Regions from separate parts of the Homo sapiens genome. Here region 1 is linked to region 2. A link is an interaction called in ENCODE POLR2A ChIA-PET data of the cell type or tissue named here. Cell type or tissue: OCI-LY7. All regions are shown on one strand. Links, peaks and the distances in the headings refer to the core of each region. The heading gives the core; the rest is flanking DNA.

What was found. Peaks named below come from ENCODE experiments on the same cell type or tissue, not always from the same donor. Only the 100,000 strongest peaks of a DNase experiment are listed, where the experiment ranks them.
Region 1: POLR2A ChIA-PET joins it to region 2 with 5 read pairs; 2 of 35 experiments call an interaction of 5 or more read pairs at or near these places.

The regions. Positions count from the first base shown.
Region 1 is chr6:105,784,629-105,801,299 of GRCh38, forward strand. No RefSeq gene overlaps it. Among named protein-coding and RNA genes, the nearest start is that of LINC02836, 160 kb to the left of the region's middle. In OCI-LY7, for the core only: CTCF peaks have their summits at 6,205 and 6,412; DNase peaks (open chromatin) are centred at 6,173 and 7,143; H3K4me3 peaks cover 905 bases; H3K27ac peaks cover 967 bases.
Region 2 is chr6:105,733,330-105,750,000 of GRCh38, forward strand. No RefSeq gene overlaps it. Among named protein-coding and RNA genes, the nearest start is that of LINC02836, 110 kb to the left of the region's middle. RefSeq lists an enhancer at 7,705-7,999. In OCI-LY7, for the core only: no CTCF peak of the experiment used is centred there; a DNase peak (open chromatin) is centred at 8,102.

The DNA of each region.
Region 1 (16,671 bases), core at 5,131-7,630, 49 kb after region 2:
CCAGATGCTTATTTCTAGCTTGCTTTTCTGTTCCACCCCCGACCTGGCTACAAATCTTCCTCCTGTAGTCTTCCTTTCATTGTCCTCTCCATTTCTCTCTGCATTGGATGTTTTGCATCTAGCTCTTGTGAGCTCTCAGGCTGCCCATGGGGATGTAGGCCGGAACTATGTTCACCGCACCTGCTTCTTCACTGCTGGCTTTTCACAGCCTGCCTTTGGAGGTCTGATCCCACACCCTACTTTCCATTGTCCAAGAGGTTAATGGGCGGGTTGTGTGCTAACGCAGTGTCCCTGCTGGTGGCCCATGAAGTCCAAGCTGGCTGCATTCTGCATCTAGCCAGCCAGCCCCTCAGTATCCACATGGAATAACTAAGCAGTTTATCTTGATGTTCTCCCCAGACTCCTCCCTCATAGGCCCAGGTAGATCTACCTTCAACTCTCCTGTTTCCTTCCCTACGGAGATGTTCAGACATAAAAGGAGCCTCCACACAGCCACCATTTCATTCAAAACAAGATGCTAATAACTACCCTTTATTCAATATTCACTATGTGACAGGAATCTTCATAGGTTCTTTGTATATGTGATCTCAAACTTCATAAGAAACCTTCGAGAGGTGATTATCATCAGCATTTTGCAGATGAGGAAGCTGAGTGGTTTTAAGCAATTTGTCCTCTCTCAGATATAAAATGCTGAAGTTGGGGCTGCAACCCAGGTCTGTTGTGGACAACACTGCCCAACCTCTTTCCACCACAGCATCCATGTCTTTGGCCTGATGTTATATTTTGTTCTAATTTCAGGCATTATCCTGGGACAGCCTTCTAGTGAATGAATGTGCCATGCTATTTCGGTATGGGGTTCTGTTTCCTCTACCTCTCAGTGGCATCTGCTCACATGTCTTGCCCTGAGTGGTACTCTGCCGTGCCCTGCCACCCTTCACACCCAGCAAGGTTCTTCTTTCCGCTGCTAGCTTGGGCCTTCCTTCTTTTGTCCTTCAGTTTGTCTAGAGGAAGTCATTAAAACTGACCCAAGACTAGGAACTTCCTTCTCTGCTCTTGCTCTCCCCTCTCTCCCCACTGAGTTTTGTTTTCTGCACTGATGGGGTTGTCTCAAGCCTTTTTCTTCCTCTTCGAGCTTGAAATTCAGGCTCTCTTCTCAGGTACTTCAGTGCAAAATCAGCTCCTGAAAGCTGTTGCTCTGGCTCATGATCAGCACCACAGTTTGCCTTTTTGCCTACTGGTTTCTATTCTGCCATCATTAAACAATATTTGCCGGACAATTCTCCTTCCAATTAAATCTCTCCTGTCCCTCCCAGGCAACTGACAACTTAGCTTGAATCTCACTGCTAGTAGTTCGTGGGACCAGGAGTGTGGGCAACGTTTTTCAGGCAGGAGCAGGGCTGAGACTTTGTCAAAAGCAACCAGGCTTGTTAAGAACAGAACACTGACCAGAATCTCAGTGTGAGACAGAGTACGGTTTTGCTTAGGGTCTAGTAGTTTATCCATTACATCAGAAGTTCCCAAACTTCTCTTCAAAAGTGGAACTGAGACGGAGTTTTACTAAAATAAGATAATAGTGATCTTCTAATTTACAGAGGGGGGAAAGAAAATAAGTAGACTTTTATCACTTTTATTTGTTTCACTAAATTTTCTAAACTTTTATGGTATCTTCTACTGTTTATCTGAAAAAAATTAATAACTTACATCAAAATATCAGAATTTACATCTTTAAATATTTGATGGACTCTTACTTTTTTGACTATTTTGCATGTATGCATATATAATTAAATGACAGTTTCTACTGGTAAAATTACTACTTCCTGCAATGGAATTCATTATATCAATATTTAATTTCATGATTTTCCCATCAGAACCATGAGACTACATTTCCTAAAGGGAATGGTGGCTGGGGGAGAGGCACCTAAGCCTTCTGCTTCCTCATTAGATCATTCAAATGCAAGATCAGCCTTGGGCAGTTTGGAGCAGAGCACCTTCCCTGGCTGCCAAGGGTATGAAGCTTCCTCTGTGTTGCAAGGGGAGTATCTACCCAGGGTGGGAGGAGACACCCTGGAGGAGCCGATGTAGGAAAAGGAACCCAGAGCTGGCTCCCTGGAGACTGTGCCACTCCTCCTGCACTGTTACCCCTTCTGCTCCAAGTTTGGATTTACCTTGTGCTTGATGCCTTCCCTACATTTTATCCCATGAGGTTTCCCCAGATGAGGATTTCATTCAGCTCCCGCTCATTGAAATGCTGGGCTGTTCTCGAAAGAGGAAGAGGTGGCATGTCGCTGTGATGGGCCAGCACTCTGGGCCCTACAGGTTGAAATCTCCTACTCACGTTCCATGACGCCAACACCTCTGGCATAAAAGTGGAGAGAGCAAATAACAGTTGCCTGGGAACACAGAGTGTTTTGATGTTTTGTGGGTAGACTTCTTTAGTGAGTTACAATGATATTGAAAATGTTCACAAAATAACCACCTTTTCTTGCAGCCAACAGTGAAAAGGCAAAGGCCTCTGGCAGATTTCAAGGCTGAGGTTTCCAGGTATGTTTTATTCATGTGCAAATCTGACCACACCTGCCATCTGTCACCAGGCAGGAAAGGAACATGATGAAGTGGTACCCAGGAATGCTTCCCATTTAGGCCTCCATTACTAGGTTCTCCCTGTCTTGCAGAAATACCCAACTTGTTTGCAAACCTACTTGATAGCAAATTGTCTCTTCTTCCGGCGGTATGAAAAATGAGAAAGGTCACCCACTGATTTCAGTAGTGAAACTTCTGCTCACGGAAGGCCAGGCGTGTGGTGTGGTGGGCAGCATGCAGACAAGCAGGAAGCCATGTGTCATAAAATTACTTGTCCTTCACGAAGCCGGAGGTGCGTGGTCACTTGCCTTGAGGGGCAGTGCACTCTCTGCCCAACTAACTCAGCAAGATCTTCCTGAAACTCTGAAGCAAGGCCTGTGATGGGTGCTGCCTCTCCTGTAGGGCTAAGAGAGCAGCTTAATTTGGCTGGAGGAAGAAGAGACCAAGGGTCTGAGAAAAGAGCATGGCCAGATCATGCTCTTGTGTGCACGAGAACTACCTAGTGTGATGCTCACAATATCCCCTTCCCCAGTTCTCACTTCATTGATAGGGGCCAAAGTCTTGGAATTTTGCAAACCAAACCCAGCAGGTTGGAATGGGCAGCCAGCACTGAGAACCACTTGCCCGGTGTCCTGATCTCTTGGACACATTGCTCAAAGCCTCACTCAGAAGCATGGTGGCCCTGTTAAGAGCAACGCAAAAGCACCTCTTGTCACTCATTTGGCGGCAGAGACCATGTCCCCAATGCCTCATGTTAAACATGTGCTCTCGGTACAGTGCAGCCTTTAAGGGAGATGAAGCCTGGATTGTGAGAAAGGCTCAACACAGCCACTCACTGGGCTGGTGCACAGAACGGGACACAAAAGACCTTCAGCTCAGAGACTCAGAGAGAAAGCTCACAGTCCCCAGGCAAGTTGCTTAACATCTCTGGTCTCATCATCCTTACTGTAAAATAGAGTGTTGGACACACAAGACAATCTCCAAACTCCTTCGAGCTTTAACAATGTGTAAGTTTATGGTTTTTCATCCCATGCGTCTGATCATTTCAATCTGTACTAACCTGTTCTTTCCACCTACAAAATAGAAATGAAATACATCAGCTCCAGAAAGACTGATGTATAAATACTTAGTTGTAAGTGCCAAAAGATTTTAAAGTTCTCTTTGTGGCTACATTTCATCTTGAATGTATAAGTTGAAGCAAATCAAGTCTGGTCAAGGCTTACATTGGAGAAAGATAATGTGAGACTCAGCCCTGCTTTGACATGCCTAAGAATGGCATGTTCTGAGGAAGGGATATGTGGCCAGGGCACATTTTGTTTCTCTTTTTGAGCCTTAAGGAAGGTATATTAATACTGATTCCTGAAAGAACCTGTTAAGCGCTTCCTGATGTAATTCACCTGAGAAATTGCTAAAGAATATGAACTTCCTATGGCAGATTTCAAGGCTGGGGTTTCCAGGTATGTTTTATTCACGTGCAAATCTGACCATACCTGCCATCGGTCACCAAGCAGGAAAGGAACATGATGAAGTGGTACCAAAAGCCCTAGGAATTTAAAATTTGCCAAAGTGCAACTGTTAGTTTTCCTTCCTGTCTATGGACATGAATTTCCTTTCTGACTAATTTCTTCGTAGAAAGAGTAATTAGCTTTATTACTAACATTACCTCTGTTACTACCTTTACGCAAATTATTAACAGCCAGCTACAGCTTAACAGTAATACTTAACAGTATTACGAGTACGTGAACTTTACCTCCCTAAAACACTCGTGATTGATAAACTGATAGATGGATAGATAGATATACACAGGTATGTATATACGTGTGGATATATATGGTTTTAAATGTGAACACACAAACACCATCATCAGCAGCAGCAGCAGCTATTCATTTTGTTGAGCACCTGTCACAATCCCTGTGCTTGTGGAGGTAGCAATTTAATGAGAGAGCAAATACAGAATATCCATCAAAAGAGGTGAATAGCCCTGTATAGCATAAACTGGCAGTTCTTAAAGTGTGGTTCAGAGACCTCTGGGGGACACTGAGACTCCCAGGGAGTCCAGTAAGGAAAAAATATTTTTATAATAATACCTAATGATATATAATTATGTTATTTGCTTTTAATTTGCATTTCTCGTGAGTGTACAGTGGACTTTTCTAGAGGTGACATGATCTGTGATATTGCATTGAATGCAGAAGCAGACCAGGAGTCCAGCTTTCTCTTATGAAGCCATAATTATTAGGCTATTTTCATTTACTAAAAGTGAAAAAAGAATGCCACTCTTCTCACTCATATTTTGGTTCTGAAATATTTTTTCATTTCAAATATGCTAACAATGTTAATATGCAATGAGCTTATTTTTTAATGAATTAATAAAAGTATAGGCCATCACCCTATTAAATTACAAGTTCTTGAAAGATCTTTGCCTACTTTACCTTTGTGTCCTAAAAACTGATAAATGAATGAATGAATGCTGAATGCCAAAATAATGATTTAGACATAAACTGTATAGGAGTCCAGAGGAAACACCTATCCTGGGGAAATTTGATGAAGAAAGTGAGATTTGAGGTGGTGCTTGAAGACAGGGGAAGGCTTCCACCAGGAAAATAAAACTAGAATGGACCCTTCCAGTGGGGAAATAACATGATCAAATGCACAGAATCAGGAATTTTTAAAGTGTACTTAAAAAAAACTCATAGAAAGATTAATGCTAAAGCTGGCATTAGTAAGATTCCTATGAGGAGGTGCAAACGAGCAGATAAAGAAATCTGGACATTTTGGTAACGTTTTCTTTGTAGACTTAATTTGAAGAAATGATCATATAAAGCCTGTTGGTTCCTGATGATGAGGAAAGAACTATTAACACTCTGTAGCTGACTTCACACTGTGAACACTTGGCACTGAAGCTGAAAACTAAGCTAGAATTCAGTAGGGAGGGGTAGTAAATGAAGGTCACTTCCTACACAGATCAAGCCAACCCCAGTTTTGTGTTAAAAGGCTAAATGTTTAGCTAGCAAATACAGAGCACACTTTCCTGAAAATAACAAGTTTAGTGTTGAGATGTTTACAGTTTTTCTAAAATTGCATTTTGATTTTGTAAAAACTTGATTAAAACAAGGTCACTAGATGTCATAAAAATGACATCTAGATTTTTTTTAAATCTCACAAAATAATTATTTGAAACAAACGTGTTAGGCATTTCAAAGTAATTTTTTCTACTAAGCGAGCACCTCTACTTTATAAGTTATATAAAGAATACTATTTTGTATGAATTATTTATATAAGAATTATATGAGAATAATATTTTCCTAAGACATACACTACAGTTTCCATCTCCACACAAAGTTTTACAGAAGTCTTCATTTTGAAGATTCAAAATATTTTAAACTGGTCAAATATTTAAAACTGTATAAATAATTCTATAGAACAGTCAAGTTTGCTTTCAGCATGTTTCTAATACATTGCTAGTTGGCCAAAAACAAAGCAAAAAACAGAAAGCAGAAAAGGCTAACAAACTCCGTGGAGTAGATTTGAAAGTTAAAGAGGCAGAGCCATGATCTCAATTTGAGAAAGGAGGAGGTAGGATGAACATACCACTCCTAGTGGCAGCCATTATCCAAGCAACTAATCTTGCTAATCTGTCTAGTATGTTCTATTTGTTTTGTGTTTGTTTTGATAAAGTAACAACAACAAGAAATGAGGATGGAGTTGTTTAGGTGAAATATGAAGCCTTATGGAAATAGATGCAGATTTGCTACCAGTAGCTGAATAATAGAATTGTGAACTTGTGAATTTTCTTTAGCATATTTTATACATAGAAAATAGTCATTACATATTTAACAATTAAGGAAAACATTTCCTGCATAGCATCATACGTTATAGACATTTTCTTATAAACAACTAATCAAAACACTATTTTGTTAGAGGCCCTGAATCCATAAAGAAAAATAAGCTTATAAAGTCTTTTGTCCTATAATCCCCTCAATGTAATGGAATCTTTTCTCTAAGTTTTCATGGAGTGCTTCTTTTTAATTTTAAGTAACCATACATATTTTATAAGCAAACATATGCTATTTTTCCAAATCAAAAGACTTTGCAAGTTTTTCCTAGATTAAAACAACAACTCTGCCTCTCTGCACTGGCATCCATCTGTGTTGGTATGTGTTGTACACACACGTGCACACACACACACACACACACACACACCATGACACACAGGCAGCAGAGGGAGGCTGGAAAGATCTGTGGAAGGAGAATCAGAAACCTCAGGAACCTGTTATGATTCTGTTTACCTAATTGTGAGACATGAGCAAAGTCACTTAAATTTTCCTGAACCCCAATTTTCTTTTTCATAAATTGTTTATAATAATAACATCTCTGCCTGCCTCAGCAGATCAGGGCGATACTCTAAAAAGATGACATATAGGAAAATACTTTGTATGAAGACATGATTTTCACAAATATTTAAGTACATTTCTTATGCTGTAAAGGCTCAGTTTCAATAACAGCTATCTTTGTTAAGCAAAAGTTGAGTTATGAAACTAAAAGTACAACTTTCCAAATGATGTGGGATTTCCTGTTCTGTGTTTTACAGGGCCTTGTCCCAGATGGGCAACTATTTATTACCATATGACCAAGCCAAGCTTTGATTACAGTTATTAGGGCATGAAAATATTGGCTAAGCCAAGGTCCCTGTTGTGAAAGATAAGGAGCATGAAAATCTAAGAAGTCATGGGCATGATCCTTCACTCATGGGTTCTAATAGTTAAGAAGGCTGAGGGTAATTTAAAAAAAAATGAATAGAGCTAAAAATAGGAGGTTAAATATTACCTTATTGATGAACGTACCAACTAGACTTCCCTGCTGATATTAGGAGGTCATGCTGAGGCCTGGACTTTGATGCAATCGCAGGGCTGACCCAAGGCATGAGAGAAGGAAAGCAGGTTCTCCTCCCTGGGGCACCACCCGTTTGTGCTGTTGGGCTCAATTTCAGGTGCCTGCCTGCCCCACTGCCCTGGCCCAATACCTGTGTGATGCCCAAGGCCTGAGATGGAACCTCCCTCTAGAACCTTGCCCCTCTCGATGCTTTCAGACTTACCTTCACTCTCAAAGGGTTTCTCATGTCTGTGAAATTGCTACTTCTGGAGGCAGGCTTCCTGTGCTTCCTGTAGGTGACAGTCAATTGATCAATTGAATCCAAGGGTCTCACACTGAAATGACCACCAGGGCCAGGCAGAAAAAGTAAACAGTAAAATGGGCCAGGTGGGTTCTGTCACCATGGAGAGTGCCTGAACCATTGCATGGGAACAACGACCTCTGAGCTTCAGCTAGGTGTGACCTTATAGAAATAGAGATCCCAGTGTGGCTAGAAATTTTCATGAAAAACTGGAAATCTAAATTTTTATTTAAGATCTTGACTTTACATGTGTTGCCAACTAAATCAAAGTTATGTTCTTAGTTTTTAAATATGAGTTTGTTTTAAACTGGAAGTAGACAAAATAAAACATATCAACAGGTCATATTCAGCCAACAGGCAGCCACATTTTCTCCTCTTATTTAATGGGTGCAAAAGGGAGAAATGCTAAAGGAGGACAGAGTCCTCCTTGCCCCACCAGTTAACACATATGCCTTATAGGAACAGCCTGTTGGTGCCCCATTTTTCTTTGTTGTAAATCAAAAGGATCCAAGGATCCAAGAGTCTCACGCTGAAATGACTACACACTGCCTGACCCCTGCAGTCATGTCAGTGGGAGACCCTTGGATTCAAACCATCAGTCGACTGTTACCTGTAGGAGGCACAGGAAACTTGCACCCAGAAGCAGCAATTTCACTGACATGAGAAACCCTTTGAGAGTGAAGGGAAGTTTGAATCTAGTTCAGACTAGATTGGAGGAAAAGGTGATGCATGGCACCTGTGCAGAGGAGGAAAAATTGCTGGAACTGGGTCCTAAAAACTCCCTCTCATCTGCAATACGGACAAATCCAGCTAACCCTGCCCTGAAATGTTCTTTTGCACTGTAGCAACAGCAGACACCTATTGGTGCCCCACGGATGCTTCCAGTCCCTCCCCCAGGCATTCTGACAGTCTAGAGTCTCCAGTGAAGGGAGAAGAATGTACACCAGAGGGCAGGAAGTCGACACACAAGCCCAATGCCCAGATGAGGAAGTCATTTGCCCAGATAGGTCATTTGGCAAGTTGCTAACAAAAGATCGACACAGAGTTCATTTCCACTTAATCCAAAAGATTGTCACTAATTCAGAGAATCCTGTTTACCCTAGGAGGGACTTGGAGATCATCTTCCCTTGCCTCCCCATTTTTCAGATGGGAAGATCAATGCCTACAGAGTCTTCTAAACTCAGCAATATCAATATCACCTGCATTGCTTACTGTTCAGGACCAATGCATCGGGAAAATGTTTTCCTACCACCTAGCCTCCTCTATGTAAGTGCAGTTTGCTATACACGGCAGACCAGGCACTTCTCAGAAATGGGAAGGTCAAGTGATATTATCAGTGGTCAATATATCACTCTATTGCTGACTATAATATGAACACCCAATAATTGTCTCCATTTCAACCAGGAAACTGGTTGGGTGTGACAAATGTGCCCTTGTTACTCCAGAGGTCTCTGAAAAGCTTTGCTCTGCCATTCATGGCTTTTGAAAACCAGAAAATGACTCAGTTGGATTTGATTTAATTACCTTACAGAAACCACCTTTGAGGGCCAGACACGGTGGCTCACACCTGTAATCCCAGCACTTTGGGAGGCCGAGGTGGGCAGATCACCTGAGGTCAGGAGTTCGAGACCAGCCTGACCAACATGGAGAAAATACAAAAATTACAAAAATTAGCTGGGTGTGGTGGCACATGCCTGTAATCCCAGCTACTCATGAGGCTGAGGTAGGAGAATTGCTTGAACCCAGGAGGTGGAGGTTCCAGTGAGCTGAAATAGCACCATTGCACTCCAGCCTGCACAACAAGAGCAAAACTCCATCTCAAAAAAAAAAAAAAAAGAAAGAAAGAAAGAAAGAAACCACCTTTGAAACCAGTGAGCCTGTGAATGGCAAAGGGGAACTCCAGCAGTTTGGAAGGAGGCAGGAACAGGCTTTCTCTAAAGAGAGCCAGTCTGTCTGTGACCACGGAGAAAGCAAGGTCTAAAGTTCAGGGACCAGTTCATGAGATCTGCCTGGCAGTGCTGCTGCGGCTGGGGAAGGAGCCACTCTTCTTATGTAATGGGAAGGAGGCTTACAACACAGGCCACCAGGAGTGGCTCCCAGTGAAAGCGACCTGTGCTCTACAGTGGCTGTCTGCCATGGGAACTGGTTTCACAGTCAGGTCCTGCTGTGTTGGCATCACGTTTCACGAGGAGGGCTTTAGAGATCTTTCATTATTATTCCAGAAAGAAAGATTATTAATCAGGTCAGCACCAGTCCTCCCATTTAATCAGTGGAGAAACTGGGGTGAGCATTTGCCAGTTCTAGCTGCATTCTAAGGTGAGTGACTTTGAAGCATCCTGCCTGGGATGCTGCGGCCCAGCCCCCTGGGCCCAGCCAGGGTCCCCTAAATTGTGGCGAATGGTCAAATGTAAGAAGTGAGGGAGACACTCTAGATCTGGAAGGAATTCTTCTTCTGGTTTCAGGGATTTTTTTTTTTTTTTTTTTTGGTGCTGGGAAAAGGGAAGGGAACTGGGGTGGTCTCTACTGTTTCCGAAATGTAGATTTTTTTTTACCTTAAATTGTGTCAACCCAGAATATTTTTGCATTTTTAAAAATTATCATGGGACTATATTCTGCATTATGAACAATTTCCAAGTGTGACTTCAACTGGAAACTTTATTAGCTCATTCAGGCATGACTCGTGTCACTTAGCAAACTGCTGCTTCAGTGAAGGAAATAAATGTACTTTCAGGGGTGCACTGCGTCTGACACGCAGAGGAGTTCTTAATTCTGCCCACAAGGAACCGGCCTATTACCTATTATCACATGCTTAAAAGGAAGGTAGCAACTATTCAAGTCAAGTTTTGCAGTGAGGAAAAATAAAATGTGACTTGCCCTGTAGAATAAAACTATTCACATTTGTATAATAGACATTTAAAAAGCATTTTCACATAGCACAAACATAATACCAAGCATAATTTTTTTAAAAAAAGCATTTACTTAACATCAACTAAAGTAAAATATTTGCTTAATCTAAAAAAGCATTTTTATATATAGCTAATGTAATCCTCACAACCATCCTTGTTTTATAGATGAAGCACCCTAGGCTCTGGGGTGTAAAGTAACTTGCCCATAGCTTCTCACATGCTCATGTCAGAGCCTGAACAGTCCTCAACTCCAGTGCTCCTTCCTCCTCACCTCCACTTCCCCAATTAAAGAGGGAGTCAGGCTTTTTCCAACTAGTACTCATCTCTAATTATGAGACAAAATGCCTTCATCCCCCTTTCCCAAACAAGATCTTCCCCTGCTCTGAATTTTTGGTGAAATAATAATTCCATAATGATACATCTTCTTCCTTCACTACTCTCTCCCCAACCAAGTACAGTGCCTGTCTCCTATTGCAATGGACATTTGTGAAAGGAAGGATAGGAGAGAGGAAAGCAAAAAGAGGGTCAGGCAGGAAGGGAAGACTCAGAAAATTCATCTTTTCTCATTACCCCAGCAACTAACCAACCCTAAGTGTTTTGAAGCACTTAATAGGTGCTCTGTATTCCGCTAGGATATAAGAGAGGTGTCAGTCAGGGATCCCACCCTAAGGAAAATTATAATACAGCAAAAAGATAACAAAAAATGGATCAAGTAGAGAAGAAAACAATGTGAGACAGACCATTCAATGGGGAGATGAGAGCTGGAGAGAGGAGAGCAGGGAGCCAGGGGAAGGCTCTGCAGGGGAGGGGCTCTGGGGCAGCATGAGGCTGCCTGAGGTCCTGCCTAGGGCACCGAAGAAAGCGCAGGAGTGCAGGCTGACACAGGATCAACTTGATTCCTTGTGTTTTACGTGCTCTACGTGAGAAAGGCTGAGAACCCCAGAAGGTGACACTGGCTACTCTGTAGGCATGAAGTGACTCCGTGAGTCATTGCCAGAATGTCAAAGGGATTTCTTAGTCAGGAAACAGTCTCTGCCTTGGTGTTGATCAACAACTTAGACAAACAGAAGTCTAAAGAGCAAACAGGCCAGCACAGAACCCCGGCCCCTCGGACCAGGCCATGCCCCACTTACTGTAAATGCCCTTGGCCACACCCAGCCTCTCACCAGTGCAGTGAAGCCTGAGACTCCTGGACCTACGACTCTGCTCTTTGCCCAGCATTTCACTCAAGGGGAATTGACTGACACTGATCCAAAGCACAATGCACACACTAAGATATGTTCAAATAATAATAGTAACTTGCGGAGTGGATTTGTCACTTCCAGGTAAAATATACAAAAAGCTCCATCCACGACACACTGCGTAATTCCCATTAGGCAGAATATGACAGACATAACTTGAAATTAAAAATGACATTCTGCATTGGAGGAAAGGTAGCTTTCATGATTTAGACAGAAACAGTTTTAACAGATAATGTTTACCTCCTGTTGGACAAACTTGTGACCTTGAGTAAATGACTTAGTATTTTTGGCCTCAATTTTCTCATGAGTGTAATGCTTAAGCGGGGGGTAGGAATAATCTCTACACTTCCCTTACAGCTTTGAGATTCAGTGAATCTAATCTCTGTATATCCCTGAAGTAGAAAACAACACTAAAAGGCCTGTAATCTACTCATAAAGAGCATTCAGGTCCCTGAATATTTGGAATGACCAGTAAAGCAACATCAGCCTGCTTCTCAGAACTCTCAAATGGTAGACCATAATCTCTTTCCTTATAACTGAGATCAATCAAAAGACCTGGAGATCTGGCAATACTACGGGAGGGTTATTTTAGTAGTGTTTGTTTTCTTGAAGTATTATCAAGTCATTTTTGCCCTAAAAAAAAAATCGCCAAATAATTCTGCAACCAAACATTCAAAGTATTGGCAAAGAAAGAGATAGAGAGAGACAGAGAGAGAGACCCAGTCCTTAAACTGGAAGACAGATTTTAAGTCCACTTATTACTCAGATGACCTTTGATTCTCAATCTTCAGGACCTCAAAAGCCTTCCTCTCTTAAAAGGGGGAAGGAGGCAAGAAGAATGCCTTCCATGTCTAGCTCACAGGTTTGCCTGAGGGACACAGGAGATAGTTGGTGTAAAAGTGCTTCATAAAACTTAATGTGTTCTACAAATGAAAGGGATCATATTTTTTATTGCAAACCATTGTTCTTGTGACTGGAGGAAGCTGGATATATAAGCACAGTAATCGCTTAAACATGTGTTATAAACTTAAGCCTGAAAGTTAATGCCTTTAGCAAAGGAAACATTATTTTTATTATTACCATTATGGAGAGGACAAAGAGAATTCAGTGTTAATCTGAAGGAAACTCACCAGTGGGAGCTCCACCCTGAAAGGATTATTAAACTTGTGACAACACAGGTAACCAGACAACTAGAGCACCTCCTACTTTGAAGCAACACTGGTGATGATGGCATAACTCACCCTTTCCTTAGTATCGGGTGCAACTGGCACCAAGAACAACACCCATGCCCAGGTGACAACTGCGCCAATATGGGTCAGCATCTCACCTCCTCATCAAGAGTGAGCCCAGGACAGAGACCTGGAATGCCAGGGTGAAATCTCTACCTGAGGGGTCTTAGTCGCCCAAGGAGATCTACAGAAGAGCTGAATTCAACAGCTATCTGCTATCCCAGGCCAGACAGCTTTTCCACACAGAAACGAATACCTCTCTCATCTGAATTGGAATACTCATGACAAGTAGCCAGAAGAGTCATCGGTTAAAAACAAGGGTTGGGCTGGGTTTCTCTTGACTTTCTGCATGTCTTGCAGGGCAGAACTTTTCCTGAAAATCCCGATGTTCAGATGTTTACAATTACAGGCAATGAGGCTCAAAGAGCCAGCCTCATGGATCACTTGTGTTTTATTTTTGGTTTTGTTTTCATTAGATGCAACACTGAGCTGAGCCTTGAGCCTTCCAGGGAGTTGCACAACCTCAGCTTTTAGAGATTGTGTTTCATGGTCACGGAAAAAAAAATAATTGGATTTAATAGGTTTTCACAATCATATTATCTGCTTAACCTTCCAAGATCATTACTCACTTAATTGTTAAGCCCCAAGGAAAGATCATAGGGTAGGGGTTATGCTAGTCAGTCATTACAATTTGAGAGAAAAGCAGATTCTTCACGACTGATGTAAAATCTGAATGTAATATCAAACGTTTTAAGTGTTCTGATTTAAACCCCTTATATTTGAAAGAATTGGGCTCCTTTGATACTTGTTCTCATTACAGAATGAAAACTTGCATGTTATATATGATGCTTATGTATTTGCACATAAATATATATTTACATGTGATATCGATATATCCGCTTATGCATAGATTATATAGGTCTAAATGGACAAAATACAATTCTCAAGCTGTGGGTGACAGGCTTTTTGTCTGTTACTCTGTTGCGTACCTTTGCACTCTCATCCCTTATAGGAAAGGAACTACAACTAGGGATTTGAGGGTCATTAGAACATTGTGCCCACCCCCCAGGGTGGATAGCACACAGGACACATAGTATATATAGGATAAGGATGCTTCAGTCCTGTAGGGAGTAAATTCTTTCCTTAGCTCTTACAATACCACAACAGGTCAATCAGGTTGTAAGAAGCTTTAATTAGCTGTTCTACAAATTAGAGCATTCTTCAAGCTCAAAAAGATGTTTTCCATCTTGACACCATCTAAAGGAAAATCTTGAACAAAAGACTCACTCTCAATCTGGTTCATATTCTGTCATTTACTTCTATGGGATTAAAGCAAAACAAAAGCACTTTTTTTAAACTCTCTATACAGAGTGTACTATAATTGGATTCCTTGTTCCTCTTCCAAGCCAAGGCATTGGATCTGCATTGTTTCTGCCAAGTTTTTTCTCCACGCTGCAATGTCCTTGTTTGTGTTCTCTCCCAGTGTTCCAGGTTCTACTGTCAACCCAGGCTCAGGCTGTCCCACATCCTCCCACAGAGGTCTTGCTTTGTTTTGAGAAATGCTCAACAGAAGGAGGAAGTCCAGCATATCCACGGTGCAACTGAAATGCCACCCTAGGAAGACTAAGGCCTCATGGTGGGTGACAGCTGAGGTGACAGCTGAAGATGAGGCTGGCTGAGGGAGGACAATCCCACCAAAGTATAGCGGACACCAGCAGTCTCTCTAGGCTCCCAACAGTCCTAAGGCTGAAGAGACTGTGAACAGGTCTGCACAAAGCCTACAAGCAAAGAAAGTCATAAGCCTTAGGTTTCCCTGCAATGACTTTCTGCAGTAGGTGGAGGAAGGGAAGAAAAAACCTATCTCCATGGAAAAACCACCTTATAAGTCTTTCTATAAATTGCAGTAGAACAAAGGAAAAGTATATGCTCCTGCTGATTAACCATTTCTTTCAGAGGGATGTGGAAGAGTAGGAAACAGTATTGTAATAAAATCAAAACCTTATTTATTCTGCAAAGGTTACAAATCCATTTGACATTAGATAATTCCTTAATGAGGTGGTCAAAACAAAAACAAGTTGGTTAAATTACTGTTCTAATTTTCAAAAGAATGCTTTCAGTGAAAAGATTTCTTTATGAACACATAATGAGGTTGGTGTTTTGTTACTTGGTTAATACAACTGAAAGAGCACACCAGAAGATTCTGTACACCCACATCAATGGTCGCTGCAATGGCCCAGGATGACCACAGTGTGTTCCAATCATCATCTCCTCCCTACCCAACTCCACTCTCCTGACTCTGGGCTATGGCCAATACTGGCCTAGTTGACTTTCTTTGTCTCCTTTCCAAAAGCAACCGACTCTTCTCAGTGTGCCTCCCAGAGCATCATTCCAAGTATCACTCCTGATCCTCTCATCAGTGTCCCAGTAACAGAGTCACAACCAAGAGATCTCATCAGGACTATCTGCTCCAGGGGATAGGCCAGGCTGAGCTTGGCAGACACACCATATAGAGGCCTGGAGCTTCAGGGGCTTCTAGAACCACTCTCGCTTCCTGAGGCCCCCCCAAGAGGGGAACACTTTTCATCTCTGTACCCACCACCTTCATTCACATTCACATGAAATGTTTTGGAACCATTTAACTTCTACTCCCCCAGCCAGCACCTAAGCAAGATGAAAATTGACTTTAATAACATGGGCATTCATTTAAAAAAAAAATCTATTGAGAACCTACTCTGAAAAGCACTGTGCTAGGTGCTAAGGATACAGAAATGAAAAGACAAGTAGATCAAGGTGGTGGGTGTTAACAATAGTCACTAAGGTCATGCCAGTTCCTTTGTTCTGACTCTGATCATTACTAAACTCTTAGTTTTATATGGGCTTTAAAACACTTAGACAGCCTGATCTCACTTGATCTTCATGACAATCTTGTCGGAAAAGGATTGTTCATTGGTAGATGAAGAAACTGAAGCTTAAGAGGTAGTGAGTGATTTAACCCCAAGTCACATAGCTAGTAAGTGCTAAGATCGGGAATGATACTTGAAATTTATAACTATAAATCCACTGCTTGCTGCGTGCATCATCCAGCCTCTTCAGGGTCAAGGTGAGAAGTATTTTTCCAAGAAATATTCTGGCAGTAACAGCAACAAACAAGTCTTGAACACCTACCATATGCAAAACCTGTCCTGACCTCTGGGAAGAAGATGTCACAATACAAAGATGAATGCAATATTGTCCCTACTCATGGGAGTTAAGTGTAGGTGAGAAAAGTCACTGGCTGTGAACAACTAATTCAAGAAGTTAATGATTTGGTGGAAAGGGAAAGAGAAAGTATTGTGTGGAGGTCGGAACCTAAAGGATCCAGACTGAACTCTGGCATTATGTTTGGGAGCTGCTATCTTTACAGCTCATCCCAACTACTCTCAGGCCAAAAAACAGGAAGCAAATATACAGTTTTCCATGCAGACTTTTCTACAGTAGAGAAAGTGTGCAGTCCCACCGACACACATAATCTGACTTCTAAGAATTACCTCCTAAATTAATAA
Region 2 (16,671 bases), core at 7,037-9,536:
CTTGAATAGTGCCGCTACCTGCCTAAGAATCACAGCTCACTTCCAAGACAGCCATTTCAATGGTGGAAAAGGATTAACAATAACAGATTAATCAATCCCAGGAGAATTTTCTCATTATCCCCAAGGGATGTATTCCTGTACTCTGAGGCAATAAATCCAATTGTAGTGGGGCCATATCTACCCATTGCCCTTACTTAATGGTTATAATGCTTTTGACACAATTACTGTTACTAACTTGATGTGTCTTTATCTTTGCAGTACTAAGAAAATAATGCAACATCAACTGAACATAAAACCCCATTGCTTTCGTTAGAGAAATAAAAGATAACAGCATACTTGAATGGGTAGACTTACCTCTAGAAAGGGAAAATTTCTGTTTTCTGTGGAACTTCAGAGGCACTTTTCTTGTGGGTTAACCACTAGAGGGCATCATGAGGCTATATACTTAACACTTGGAATATTGATTACTCGAATTAATTATTCTTAAAACACTGTTCTTCATGTTCACAATTCTCATTTAAATGAATAAAAATGGAGGTGTAAAAATCATTTGTCTTCAATTTAATGTGCATTAGGAATATTCAGCAGAAATGCGACAGAGACTAAAACTCCAAGTTACCAGGTCCGTTGAATCACACACCAAGAGAATTCATCTAATTAAAGGGTGGATATGGCTAACAGAAAATGGGATGCTTCAACATGATTCTGGAAGCAAAGTAAATACCTTAGAAATTTATTATCTATTCAATCATTTTTTTCATCATAAGCATTATGAGCCAAGGACCAACATTCAACTAATTGCCACTCTGGAGACAGCCATTTTCAAAGTTCAAACTGTACTTCTCAGAAAATGGAACAGGGTGATTGCTACTTCTTGCTATAAGATCTCTGGATTTCAGCTCATGCTTCATCTCTAACCTGCCAGTTTGGGTGCTTCCTTGACTTCTTTCCTGAAAATATTTGGCAAAAGATGGCCAGGCCATGTTGCCTTTTGTGATACAAGAAGTGCCTTGACTTAAACAGGGGCTACAACAAAGTATTTGACCTATTATGTAATTTCTCAAGAAACCTGGCCTAATGTGGGTTTAACTATTATTTTAGTATTTTTTAGTCAATACATTTTATCTTTTAGAGAAGTTTTAGGTTCACAGCAACATTGAGTGGAATGCGCTGAGTTTCCATATACCTCTGTCCCTGCCCCCTTCCCCCATAACCTCCCCGACTACTGACATCCTGCAGCAGTGGTATATTTGTTACTATTAATGAACCTGTATTGACACATCAGTGTCACCCAAAGTTCATCATTTACATTCGGGTTCACTCTTGGTGAAACTAAGGGTTTTGACAAATGTGTATCCACCTTTGCAGTACCATACATGCCCTAAAAATCCTCTATATTCCCCCCATTGACCCCTCCCTCTGCAGTAACTGCTGGCAATCACTGATCTTTTCACTGTCTCCATAGTTTTGCTTTTTCCAAAATGTCATATAGTTGAAATCATACAGTACATAGCCTTTTCAGATTGGCTTTTACTTATTAATAGGCATTTGTTTCCTCCGTGTCTTTTCATGGCGTGATAGCTCATTTCTTTTTAGTGTTGAATAATGTTTCATTTCTTAGGTATAAAACAGTTTGTTTATCCATTCACCTACTGAGGGACATCTTGATTGCTTTCAAGTTTTGACAATTATAAATAAGCTGCTATAAACATCCACGTGCAGGTTTTTGAATGAATGTAAGTTTTCAAGTCATTTGGGTATTGTTTTATTTTTAGCTTATCTGAGCTCTTGAGGGAAGAGAACAATGCTTCCTTAGAGTTAACTAAGGTTTAGCCTTTCTTTTGGCTTATGGAGAGCCATGCAGCGTTAGGACTGAAAGGAAATTTGGTGGCCTAATCCACTCATTCTACTTTAGGAAACTGAGGCACATACACATGGACTAGTTGTTATTCTATCCTTTATAAAAGCCTAGCCTTCCTGGATTTTGTTTTTCGGTGTGTGTGTGTGTGTGTGTGTGTGTGTGTGTGTGTGTGTGTTTGCTTTCAGATGTCACATTAGTTCTTGAATGACTAGTAAATTTTAAAGATCTTTTGCCCATTGGGTTCAGTCTCAGATTTTGCCATTAACTTTTTGATACAAACCATATAAGCATGAAAAAAATCCAGCGAATAATTTTTAAAATGCAAAGTTTGGAATGAGAAGGGGCATGGAGAAGAAACATGGTCACCTGGGTTAGCAAGCTGTCCTGAATTGGTAGTTTTAACTCAATACCGCTGAAGACAATTCTCATCTTGCTGATGACCCAGGCTACTCTGCCCCAAACAATCCTCAAAGCAGGGTACTGGCTTCCCATCTGGAAAATCAGACACAGTAGTATAACTGGATGCTAAATGAGACCTCTCCTGTTACCTTCCTTTCAGCTGAGGTCCCAAAGCTGAGAATCATAGGTGATAACTACTCCCATGTTCTAAAGAGAGATGTTAAACCATCTCTTCAAAGCTTACCAAGGAGGTGGCCCTTACCTCAGTCTGATCAGACGAGGAAGAGAGTGAGTATTACTTTGAAGAGCCCTGTTAGAGGAGAGGGAGGTGCTCCCCCTAATTCAAAACAAATGAAGGGGGCCTTTACAAAAACCATTTGTAGACGGTGTGGGTCTTGCCAGGAGAGAATACTGACATCGCACCGCACTCATACACCTCCCATCTTCTCCCACAACCCTCTCTAAACAGAGGTCCAGAGCAGAGCCTGGTTGGTTACATAATTCTTGGGAAAATTTGGCCTGCGTTTTCTGGAACGTGGAGACTAGTGTTTAATTCTTACTGGAAGAGTCCGAGTCTCAAGAATAGAAGAAGTCTTTGTGGGTGTCCCGTCAGTTGCAAGAGCTGGGCTGCATGGCAAGCAATCGGACAAAGGAATATAACCTGCCCTAGGGAATAGCAATGTTGGAGGTTGTCTTGGGAGGAAGGGAGTGGTCTCATCAAGAACCCCCAAAAGCACCTACATTACTTAATACAGGGGCTTACAAAATCTTAGGGAGAGCTAAAGGAGCAAGCCTCCCAGAATCACTCACAGAGTGATACTGAACTGACCCACTGGGAGACTTCGTACCTCTGAGGCTACCTCTTGAGTTAGAAGCTGAAGCCATATCCACCACTACTTCTCTCCATATGGGAACATGGCAGGTGGACACAGGAACAACAGAATGGTACATTTGTTACAACTGATGAACCTATATCAATATATAATTACCACCCAAAACTTCATGGTTCCATCATCTCACTTGTTAGAAACCATAGTCTGACAATACCATTCAGGACAAAGGCATGGGCAAAGATTTCATGACAAAATCACCAAAAGCAATTGCAACAAAAGGAAAAATTGACAAATGCTATCTAATTAATCTAAAGAGCTTCTGCACAGTGAAAGAAACTATCATCAAAGCAAACAGGCAACCTACAGAGCAGGAGAAAATTTTTGCAACCTATTCATCTGACAAAGGTCTAATATTCCTGAATATTTAGGAACTTAAACAAATTTGCAAGAAAAAAACAACCGCATTAAAAAGTGGGAAAAGAACATGAACAGACACTTCACAAAAGAAGACATTCATGCAGCCGAAAAACATATGAATAAAAACTCAACATCACTGATCATTAGAGAAATGCAAATCAAAACCACAACAAGATACCATCTCATGCCAGTCAGAATATCAATTATTAAAAAGTCAAGAAACAACAGATGCTGGCAAGGTTGTGGAGAAATAGGAACACTTCTACACTGTGGCTGGGAATGTAAATTAGTTCAACTATTGTGGAAGACAGTGTGGTGATTCCTCAAAGATCTAGAACCAGAAATACCATTTGACCCAGTAATCTCATTACTGGGTATATACTCAAAGGAATATAAATCATTCTGTTACAAAGATACATGCATGCATACATATGTTTATTGCAGCACTATTTACAATAGCAAAGACATGGAATCAACCCAAATGCCCATCAATGATAGACTGGATAAAGAAAATGTGGTACATATACACCATGGAATACTATGCGGCCATAAAAAGGAATGAGATCATGTCCTTTGCAGGGACATGGATAGAGCTGGAAACCATTACTCTCAGCAAAACTAACACAGGAACAGAAAACCAAACACCGCATGTTCTCATTTATAAGTGGAAGCTGAACAATGAGAACACATGGACACAGGGAGGGGAACAACACACACTGGGGCCTGTTGCTGGGTGGAGTTTGGGGAGGGGGAACATTAGGAAAAATAGCTAATGCACGCTGGGCTTAATACCTAGGTGATGGGTTGATAGCTGTGGCAAACCACCATGGCTCACGTTTACCTATGTAACAAACCTGCACTTCCTGCACATGTACCTCAGAACTAAAAATAAAAATTTAAAGAAAAACAAAAGAAATCATAGCCTGAAGCTCAGGAAGATGACCTCTACCTCATTCCTGCCTTCCAAATCTCCTAGTAAGTGAATCTAAGGGACACAAATTCACATCTATTTAATAGAAACCTATCTGCAAAGCAGTCTAGGAAGTGTAGTTTTCATCTGTTCAATCTCTTTTAGTAAAAGTAAGGTAGGAACAGGCTTAGTGGGTGATTCGGATTTCCCAACACAGCACCCCACAAGAGAAAGGACCCATAATTGGGTTCCTGCTACAATGAGGGCCTCATTGCCAGATAACAGCAGCATTGGCCAAGTAAGAAACATTTTCCCTCTTTTCTCACCTCATTTCCCACCCCCCTTGTCTCTACTCTGGAGGACCTACAGTAGAACATAGCTGGAAGTATCACAAAGGTAGTGCAAAAATATTACAGAGACCATGTCCATTTCTTGTACCACAGGTTTCTGAGACTGTGTCAGGCCTGAGTGGTATGGAGGGGTGAAAGCTTTGAATTGACATGAAATCAGGGTTTTGATACATTAGACATTTTATTTGCTGAAAACATAACTGGTCATTAATATCAGAAGGCAAGGGTGATATTTGGTATGTTCTCCAGCTAGGATAGCACAGGTAGTGGCCAATCAGAATGTACAATGGCCATAAGTAACTGGTATAACTGGACCTGACATTGGCCCAGCCTGAAAGTACCTGGAACTGGTGAGGGATCTTCCAAAGATATTGTTTAGAGGAAGGAAAAAAAAAAATCTACCAGGAGAGAAGTAAAAGTTCAATGTGAGAAAAATGTAATGCTGTAATGTTGTTTTCTGCTTGCACCATACCATGTTCAGCTCATTTGATCAACTGTTTACAATAGATTTTTCACTTTGGTTAATTCCATTGTTCACTTATTGCTCCGTAGCATTCATGACTGGAGTTTAACAAAGGGCTACTGGACTTTTCCTTTTCGATTCTGAATTTAAAGAGTTGGGTTTATGCACTTCCCCTGGACTTATCTGCCATGTTACTCATTCCCCTTTCAGTCCTTTCAAGTGAACAACAGATTCAACAGGGGGAGTTTTGCTGGATGTTTCTATCCTAATATTCTTTTTTTTTTTTTTTTCTTTGAGACAGAGTCTCACTCTGTCGCTCAGGCTGGAGTATAGTGGTGTGATCTCAGCTCACTGCAACCTCTGCCTCCTGGGTTCAAGCAATTCTCCTGCCTCAGCCTCCCCAGTAGCTGGGACTACAGGCACGTGCCACCACACCCGGCTAATTTTTGGCATTTTAGTAGGGACAGGGTTTCACCATGTTGCCCAGGCTGGCCTCGAACTCCTGAGCTCAGGCAATCCACCACCTCGGCCTCCCAAAGTGCTAGGTTTACAGGCGTGAGCCACCATGCCTGGCCCCTAATATTCTCTTTTTGATGCAAGAGCTATAACTTAAAGGGGAATGGTAGATGGTTATAAGAACAGGGTAGGCCAGGTGCGGTGGCTCACACCTTTAATCCCAACACTTTGGGAGGCTGAGGTGGGTGGATCGCCTGAGGTCAGGAGTTTGAGACCAGCCTGACCAACATGGTGAAACCCCGTCTCTACTAAAATACAAAATTAGCCGGGCGTGATGGCACGTGCCTGTAATCCCAGCTACTTGGGAGACTGAGGCAGGAGAATCACTTGAACCTGGGAGGCGGAGGCTGCAGTGAGCAGAGATCATGCCATTGTAGTCTAGTCTGGGCGACAGAGTGAGGCTCCACCTCAAAAAAAAAAAAAAAAAAAAAGAACAGGGTATAGACATCTGAGATTTCCATAGGAAAACTTTTTATGAGCCCCAGGCACTCCCAAAGTAACAACTCCCATGAGCCTCACTCCCAAAGGTAACAACTTGACCTTATATCCAGTCTGTTGAGCCTGGCATTTTAATATATTAATCTCTTTGTAAAATATCTCTAAAGACCATTCGTTCTGAAACGTTTGCAACTTCATGACTGTATGTAATATACTTATTTTTGCAAGTGAGGGTCATGCAGCAGTATATTAAAAAGTAATAAGCTCTCAAAAGCTTCAAATTTATTAAGCAAAGTAATTAAATTTGTTTTAGAATATGGCCAATCCCATTGTCACTGAATTAGGGGATATTATATCAGTGTAAATGTTGGGGCTGGGGATTCTCCCTGTGGCTGTGTTACTGCTATACTACTAGATCCCAGTGGTTTTTAGATGGTCATGGTTAATGAGTCACTTTGCAAAACTATACACTCTAATATCGTTGGTCAAATTGATTCTATTCTCTGACTGAAATGATGCATCCACTGTCTTTATTGTGGGGGTCCATGCAGAGTGTCACGATGAGCACTGTCTACTTGTTTCCCAATATCAGTATTTTAGGGTAAGAGGGAAGAGGGACAACATTAATTTATTAAGGACAACTGAAAGCACCTGCTTTTGATGAAGACTTTCAAGAAATATTCCACAATTAGCTGTAAGAAAAGTTCTAAAAATAAATCTATTTATCTTTGTCCTCCCTCTGAATGCAGCCTCACACTCACCAAGAAAACATTTCTGCTCTTTGTAAAGTCAACCCTGTATTTTATGGTTCCTTCTATTTTGTTTTAAAATTGTTGTCTGTTTTGAATCACAAAACCAAAGACTTAGCTGCTTCTTTTGTCATTATGTTAGCTTTCTTCCAAATTCTGACCCCATTTTTTATTTTGTTAAGCAGAATGGCTATACTAGCAAGCATTTGGAAGAATACCCTAAAAGAAATAAAAGGGAATATGCATCAATATTCAGGAAGACAACTGACTTAATAACCAAAATTTATCTTCAAATCGCTCCAGGTTCAATGATGATTTAATATACAATCATATTATATTTTTATTTATTAAAGAAACAAATCCATTCTCATCTGATATAAACCTGGGTTTTCAGATTGACACTGAACCTACAAATCAGATACATTCAGCAAGTACAATGCCTGTGATGGCTCCAAGCATCAAGGTCATTTGTACTAACTCTTGCATAATTATGCCCCATCATGGGGTGTATTAGGTCTTAATTCTTACCTCGTGCTTATCATTAGAAGAGACAAGCTTCCATCATTCTGTCTCCTCCTAAGTAGAAATAAAAGACTCAGGTGTGGAGGCCAATAAGGAGATTTCCCTCTAAGAAACAGTGAGGTTCTTGCCTGAGGCAAGATGTTTGAAATGTACCACATAAAACTCCTCTTTCTGTTCCCAAATAGGCTTCATATGCCAGTGAAGATGGAAATGGAGCACTGTTAAAATTAAAGACAGTTTTGCCTTTCAACACAACAGATGAGGAGCTGACTCATCCCAAACACCCTAATCAGTGTCTCTTTCTCTCTCTCTCTCTCTCTCTCTCTCAGAAAACCTGGCTTTGAGATGGATTTTCCATGGTGAGAGTTGCAGAACTGAGCCCGGGAGCTACAACTCATCATGGCTTCTGCAGTTCCACAGATAGATGTGTGGACTAGAGATAAGACATGAGAACCCTAAGGAGGTGAAAATAACAACAAGAGCAAACCAAACTGGGACAACTCCAGCAGATCAAGGCCATGCTATTATGACAGTTAGATTTAGATCCATGATGCCACTACGGGAAATCTGCAGTCTGAGTGTCGCCCAGACCCGTGAAGTCTCCTGGGGCAATGCTCAGAATAGGGCCTTTATTCCCTGGTGCGTGCAGTGTCGTTTGTGAAAGCTCCGCCCACAAAGCCATCAGATGGTAACAATTTTCAGTCACTTCCAACTTGAGTTGGTTTTGAACTTTAATATGCAACCTAATTATGACTGCAAACACTTTGTTAAGCAAACAAACTTCAAACCCTTTTTAAAAAACAGCTCTTCTCTGGTCATTTCATCTTGTACAAAGGCTTTAAAAATAAAACTGTGTGGGGAATTAGGGAATCCAGGGATGAAAAAAAAGACACAAAATTAAATGTCTTTAATGTAATCACCACTTAAGTATTGAGTATCTGAACGTTTTCTTTCTAATCAAAACTTGGAAAATAAAGGATCCTATACTCTATTTTCTCTCTTTAGCCATTCAGCTTCTACCCCAAAATCACAAATAACATTTTCTCTTACTTTAAAATAGAGAAATAAAACTTTTAAATTTGTTCTCAGTTTTCTTTTGCTTACTAACCTCTTCTGATTCTGAAATATCCAGCAGATTTGAGGTTTCTGTTCTCTCTTGTTTTCTCCTCCCCTTGAGATTTTCTCACAGTAACATTTCTTTTCATTTTTGAGAATTGGGATCATTACATAGCAGATGGACATCAATGAATATCCACCTCTGAGGGCAAAACAAGGGCAACCTGGCAGATCTGCAGTGGAAGGAGATGCTGGGAGTGGCTAGACCCTGAAATAAGTCACCTAAAGAGACTACAGCTGCCTCATCTACAGATTCCACAGGGTCTGCGTTCCTCCCTGTCTTTAGGCGTTGATCCCTCCGAAGTTAAGTTCCCCACAGTCTTCTCAATTTACCTGTAGTCTTTGATAAACATCTTGAGTGTTTTACATTTTCCTTTGGAGAGAGGTCAGAGAATAGAACTCTGACTTCTACTTGTATTATTCAACAAATTTAAGAGGGAAAAGATATAATAGGTATTTTCTCCACATCTCTAAACACTGAGCTCTCCAACACCCTTCAGAAGGAAACTCTGACACCGCCCTTCTTTGAGAATCACCTAAGGTAAAGCCTAAAACCCGTGGTTTCAATAATCCATCTCTTCCCAGTTTTCATTTTCAAAAAAGAAATCACTTCACCGTTTTTGTGAAAGCAGAAAGATGTTGAAGCCAAAATATTGTGTATAATCAAGAATATCAGAAGACCACTCCCTCCTAGGAAAGCCTACCTGCACTTAGGGTGCTGACTCTGATTTTGTGACAAATGATTTTTGTTGCCGACTAAATGGCTACCCCTCCCTGTGCCTTCTGCCCTCTGACAGTGAGACGTAAGTATACTGGGAGCTCAGCAGAAGTGTTCGTTACCGACAATAAAAGACACACAAGAGGAAACAAACCTTTTGCCGCCTCTGGATGTTGCTGTCTGCGCTGAGGCTGAAAAAATAGCAGCCATCTTGGGGCCATGAAGGAATTCAGCTAAAAGACAAGCCAATTTACAGAGAGGACAGGTGGAGTGAATCTGGGACCTTGATGGTATCATTTCAACACTAAACTCAGCAAGTCTGGAGCCGCTCAACTTTCAGGTGTTTTGTTATGTGAGCTAAAAATGTTCCTTATTGCTTAGGCTACTTGAAGTTGAGTTTTCTTTCTTTACAACCAAAAGCATCCTGATATTAGTGGTTGAGTTAAAACTTTGAAAACAGAGCAATGTGAACATTTATTTCCCTTTAAACTCTATTGGCAAAAATTCTTATTTTGACTTTGAATGCAAAGTGCCTTGCTATGTGGAGAGTAACCAGCGAATGCCACCATGCACCATCTCTGAACTGGGCCTCTGTGTTTTAGATGGATCTAGGCATCAAGCTCATGCTTCCCCCAGACTCCCAGACCTGCTCCTCCACAGAAGATGGCCTGTCTTATTCCTGGCCAACCAGTGGACTTTTCCTTCTTTAACCCTTCTATCCTGGACTAACTGAAAAATATATATGGGTTCATTTACAGACCTTAAAAATCACAGAGTAAAACTATGATTTTCTTCAGCCCTCACAACAATAGCAATGTTGGGACCACCAGCCTTAACTTGGAAGTATTTCTCCTCTCTCATTCACCATGTATATTACCTCTTTAGCAAGTCAAAGCAGAAACAACAAAAGCCAAACGTCTACTGTGACTTGAATGGCCTGAAAACAAGATTTCTTGTTCCGAAGGGCAAAAGAAAGCCCAGCTGTGGATCTTTACATCAGTAGTATGGCAATAGGAGAACTCCAGCAAGCCCCTTGTCATTATTTTTAAGGTTTTAAGGGAATTAAACTGAATGTCAATTTCAAGCACACTCTTACAGCAGAAGTAAGATAAGCCCCAAGTTCTGACTGGTTTTGTAGAATTTCTTTTTCAGGCAGGGTAGAGGTCCCATAACGGCTCTCAGCCCATTTGGGACGGGGCACGGTGGAAGAAAGCCTTGGGTTGAGGCCATGAGAAGACTCTTTCCTTCTCAAATGAAGCCACATTGACCAGACTTCTGCAGACCTTTCTGGGTTTCCTGTCCTCACACTCACAAATCTTGGAAACAGTTGGAGTCTAATGAGTAACTCACTATGGGAATCTCCCCCAAGAGAGGGGGCATCCTGTGATCTCTAGGGAGGGGGTTGGGGTCCTGCCTTAGGGTCAACCAGAGAGCATCTCCTTCCTCCTGCTAACCTGGCATGTTTTTTCTACCACTGACAGGGCTCAGGGAAGTCCAAATTTACTTTCACCACAGCCTAAATTATAGCATTCAGGGTACTTTCTGCTCTTTTAGTTATTTTGTATGTCCTCTTCTCTTGTCCCACTCTAAGAGGAATGTTTTTTTCTCTCTTGCTCACCATCATTCTTTATTCCACATATGGTGACATGAAAATCTGCTTAGGAGATTTGATTTTATCTCGTGATTCAGTGTCACAGCATTGAACAGTCATTTCTATTTGAAGAGAACCGTAAAAAATGAATACATCTTTTAAAAGTGAACCTTGATATTATCCAAAAGAAAAATGTGTTTCTATTCTGAAAAAAATAAATTATTTATGTGTTGCTTATTTGGTTTGGGGAGTTTTATTTGGGTGTTTGGAGCTTGTTGTAAGTTTTCGTGCAGGGGTTTTTTCATGACTATTAATGTTGAATGAATCGGCTGGTAGTTGGTAGGAAAGTGCAGTATAGGGTTCACTCATGGAAGTGGCTATTTGATGGGTCACAAAGCTAATTAAAAACAAATTTAAAATAAAAACAAGAAGAAATACTGGCAATAGCATTCAGGATGTACGTGGCAAACTTTGGTTTGTTACAGTATTACTCAAAATGACTCTTTCATGTGGGAAAATATTTTTAGTTCAAATAAAACCAGAAAAGTATAATTGATGTAGTATAAAAGTATAATTTGATCAAACAAAACAGACAAATTAGCGCATGCTTAAATCCTAGGGTCTAAAACAACTTAGGCTACAGAGCCTAAAAGAAATTTGATAAGCTTTTCCTTTCATTTAGGTTTCTTGTGGGTTTTCATAGAACGTGTATATGTAGGTGAAACTCAGCCATCACTTGATTATGACCCAGAGATTAGAAATGTAATCAGGAGACTGTGGCAAAAAGAATGTCAAAAGAAAAAAAAAGCAAAGCAGATCCCTTAAAATTGTTTTCAAGTAGATCTGTCCAGCTGTAAAAGAGCTAAGAAACCTCTGAGGCTCATTTCAAACACAGATGAAATGAGTATGCATGAAACATTTGAATCAGAGGTCTTCTTCAACAAGGGTTTTTATAGAATCTGAATAGTTTTAGGAAAAAAAAAACTGATCATTCACATTGCTTTAGCCTACCTTTTATTTATTCTTTCACTGCATCAAATAGTTAAGAATCTTCTGTGTGGCAAACATGTGTGTTATCAGAGCAAGATGAGTTTCCTAGCCTCTAGGAGCCTACCATAAACAATTACCCAAATAATCATCTTAACAAAGTTATGATCAATACTTAAGGGAAACTCTAGTGTGCTTTAAGAGTGTACCAAAGTAATCCTTAACTTAATCACAGGGTATGGATTCAGAAAAGCCACCTACAGCCTTGAGATTACAACTGAGATCAGAAGAATGAGAAAGAGTTAACTACTAGGTGAACAAAACTGGGAAGATTCCCCAGTAGAAGACACAGATTGGGTGGGAACCAAGGTGTCCTGAAGCCCAGCACATTCAAAGAAACCAAAAAGAGAGAGTGTGTGACTACATGGACGGTGAGCCAGAGATGAGTCTGAGAGGTGGGCAGGGGCCAGGTCACATAGGCAGGGGTGATGTTCTAAACATTTAGCAATTTAGAAAGGCACAGACTTGGCCATTCCGAAGGGAGGCTGGCTATCAAGAACCTGCATAGTGGAACCAGAACAAGGAGATGACCATCAGCCCAGCATGAGAGGCCTTGGAGGACACATTTTGAGTTCTGGACTTGATATTCATAGCAAGAAAAAGACATTGAAGAGTTTCAGCAAGGGAGTATCAGGATCAAATATGAGTCATAAATATTTTCTAGAGAGACTGATCTGCAGATTAGTTAGTTTAGTTTACCAGTGAGTACCCACCACACCAGCTGCAAAGTGCTGTTGAGGTGGGTACTAAAATAAAGAGAAGAGACTGCAGCCCCTGCCCTCAGGAAAACAGAGCAATGTGAAAATTTATTTCCCTTTAAATGCTATTGGCAAAAATTCTTATTTTGAGTTTGAATGCAAAGTGCCTTGCTATGTGGAGAGTGACTAGCAAATGCCACCATGCACCATCATGGTATCCTAGTAGCTCTGTGTTACAAAGGGAAACAATAACTCTTTAAAAAAATTATTGAAGGACCTTTATTTTTCCCTCGGAGAGCTTAACATTCCTAGCTAAATTACTTCCCCCCATGTCTGCTTAAAGCACTTCCTCAAAATACAGAAAGCCACAGAGCCCCTGTGAGGGTTTTGTATCCCAGTAAGCTGTCACTGGCACAAACTTTTCCCTCCAGGTGTCAGCAAGAAATTTCCTTAACCTAAAGGCCACCCCCTTTCTGCAGGTCTGGTTTTGCCAGACAGAGGGCAAGAAGTGCCAGGACAGACTTCCCTATGAGTGCCATCCTGTCTGTTGACCAAGTTTAGGAGTTGTCTTCCCAAAATATCCCTATAAGTCACAGTGGTTTCATCTTCTCACAAGCCACATGAGACTTGTTCTTCTTTTCTTGAATAAAAGTTTTATCAAAGTTATGCAAATTAGTATAGACCCACTGTTAGGGGCTGGGAGGAGAAGCAGTCAATGTAACATGAAATAAAATAGACTAAGATCAAAAACAAACTATTCTGTTTAGCTGACTCATTTCAAAATGAAATCAGTAATTTTGTAACAAGGGGTGGGGGATCAGCAGATGTTTTCAAAGGATACGAAATTTCAGTTAGATAAGAGATGTAAGTTCAAGAGATCTATTGTAGAACAAGGTGTTTATATAGTTAATAACAGTGTATTTCTGTAAATTGCTAGGAGAGTAGATTTTAAGTGTTCTCACCACAAAAAAAGAGACATGAGATAATGCATATTGCTAATTAGCTCAATTTAGCCATTCTACAATGTATACCTATTTCCTAACAGCATGTTGTACATAATAAACAGTTTTTATTTGTAAATTTAAATAAATAAATATCTTTTGAAAAGGTAATTTAGTAACAAACTAAATGCATCTTTAAATAAATGGAAAACCCCATTGTAACACATTCGGGAATTGTAGAAATATGGAGAGCATGCACAAAGAGACAGTTCTTCTTTTCTTCTAATCTCACTCTCCAGGGACACTAATTTAATATGTATACATCAGTATTTTTCTATGTTTATCAATATATAAACATATATAGTTTTTTTCTCTTATCAAAATAGAACTATTCCAAGATACTGTTTCACATATTGTTCTTATCACTTAATAACGTGTCTTGAACACCTTTCCAAGGTAACTGTCTATTAGTTCATAGACTGGATTCACAGTTCATACTATGTCCCCTTATTAATATTGAGATTGTTTCCTTTTTTTGCCTTTCAACCAATATTGGAAGGGCATCTTTGTAATTATATCTTTATCTATTTGCAAAATGAAATTCCTAGAAGCCAAACTGTAGCATCATAGAGGATTCACATTTTTATATTTTTAAAAAATTTCAAATTGCCCTCTAAAAATAGTTATACTAATTTACTTTCCTAAGGAAATTACTTTAAATTGGGCAGGGGTAAGAAATGACTCTACATTTTAATGTTACTGACATTTACCTGCACCATGCTAAGACCTTCACATACATTTAGCCTATGGGTTACAAAGCAGAAATTTTGTGGTCATTTTACTGCTGAGACTCTGGGAGTAGACGCTTGGGTGATTTGCACAAAGCCACCCTGGCAACTGGCACAGGAGGGAAGAGTAGGGCTGTCTGAGTTCAAATCCTGGTTCTATTTTACAGCTAATTGGCATGGGCTTTACTTCTCTGTGATGGTTAATTTTATGTATTAATGTGACTATGTCATGGCACCCAGATATTTGGTCAAGGTATTTCTTTGAAGGTATTTTTTAGATGTGATTAACACTTACATCAGTAGATTTTGAAGAAAGCAGATTATCCTCCATAATGTGGGTGGGCCCCATCTAATCAGCTGAAGACTTTAAGAGGAAAAAGACTGCAGTCCCCTGAGGAAGAAGGAATTCTGCTTCCATACTGCCTCTAGACTCAGGCTGCAATGTACATGCCTCCCTGGGTCTCCAGCTGGCCTTTTCTGCAGATTTCAGACCTGCCAACCCCCATAATTGCATAAGCCAGTTCTTTAAAATTTCTCTCTCAAGAGGAGACGGCCGGTGGGCGGGGGGCAGGGGGAGTGAGAGGGTGAGAGAGAGAGAACCTATTGGTTATGTTTCTCTGAAGAACCCTAACTAACTAATACATTCTCTAAGCCTCATTTTCCTCACCTGTAAAATTGTGACAACACTACTTCCTTTGTGAAATTACAGACTAAACTAAATAATCCATGTAAAGTGCCTAGTGCCAGGCAAATTGTCTGTAGTTCACACATTTTTCACTATTATTTTTTGGAAAATGAGCTTGAACTCACTGCTCTGTTCACTACCACCCTCATCCCTTTCCCTTACAACACATTTTATCTCTCTCTCTCTCCCTCTCTCTCTCTCTCACACACACACACACACACACACACACACACACACACACACGCAAACACACGCGAACCTTAGGAGAACACAGAACCTAGGCCCTTCAGTTTATAGACAAGAAGTATAAGCCCAAACTCTAAAGAGATTTACTCAAGAGCATCTTCAGCAATGTTGAAACCAGAATGAGATCTTCTCCATCTCCTGGAGGCTGGTTTCCCACTACAATCCTGCCTCCTTCCTGTGAGTCGGGTATTTCTTATCTCATTCATTTGTTTACCTCACAACCCACTCTGCCTCATGCATGAGCGATGCCATGAGACTGGGGTCTGATTCTGCGATGTGTCACCTTGAATGAGGGCCCACTGTCTCTGTTCCCTTTCCCCTAGATTTCACTTCAGTAAGTCATGCTGGTGGGGGCAGAGGAGGAGGAACATCAGAAAAGGAAACACTTATCCATGACATGCTTGGCTAAGTTATTACCTAACACCAGAGCACGTCACTGCCCTGCCTTGGCCTGGAAGAAGGTAAACCCTCACTACCCGTGTTTTGTGATGACAACAGGCACGATGAAGCTAGAGCTAGTGTTGTTGCCAGGGTTGCTTGTTCTCCTGAATACAGAAGGTCCTGTGTAACCAGCAACACATTCCCAGCCATGTTCACTCCAGCCTCAGTTTGGTGCTTTCAAAAATACTGTTAATGATGTCTTGCTGTTTTCAGTGCTTCAAACAGGTAGGCTTCCCAGAATATGCCCAAATATGCAGAAGAAATCTGAAAAGCCACCCATGGCTGAGTTGTCAACCAGAGTGACATTCAAGAAATGGCTCAAATTAAAATATATTCATAAATATTTGGTGGAGGTATCATGGCTAATTGAAATGGCATTTTGGTATTTTAAAATTCATTCCAAATATGGAGGTGAACACCCTCCTTGTCTGGGCAGACAGGGTATAGAAATTGAGAATGATACGCTCCCTCATATTTGTAGCAGACCCGCCACAAACATCTCTCCATGCAATGCTGAGAAACTCAACTTTGAGAATAAAATGATGAAAAATATTAGAGCCGTATTTATTGCCTGTCAACACCAACAGTGCTCAAGAGAAATTTACTGAGTTCTAGTAAAATGAGCTAAATTTGTGAATAAATGATTTGAATTGGGAATAGGCTTTGAAATGCCTAAAACTTTCCTAAATGAATACATTTCTGCAAATATTGAAATTCCTAGAAAAATTCAATAAAATTCTCTTTTGATGAGGATCATCTTTGTGACTGTACGTAAGTTGGCTCAAAGCCCATAACTAACCCACAGTGTGGTAGGATGAGTCTGGGCTGGGTTGGAGTCCTGACATCTAGGTTTTTTGTTTGTCACTTCTTCTCATTGGCTATACTGTTTGCACAATCTCAAAACCTGCATGTGGATAATTCCTCACTTGTAAGCTTAACCAG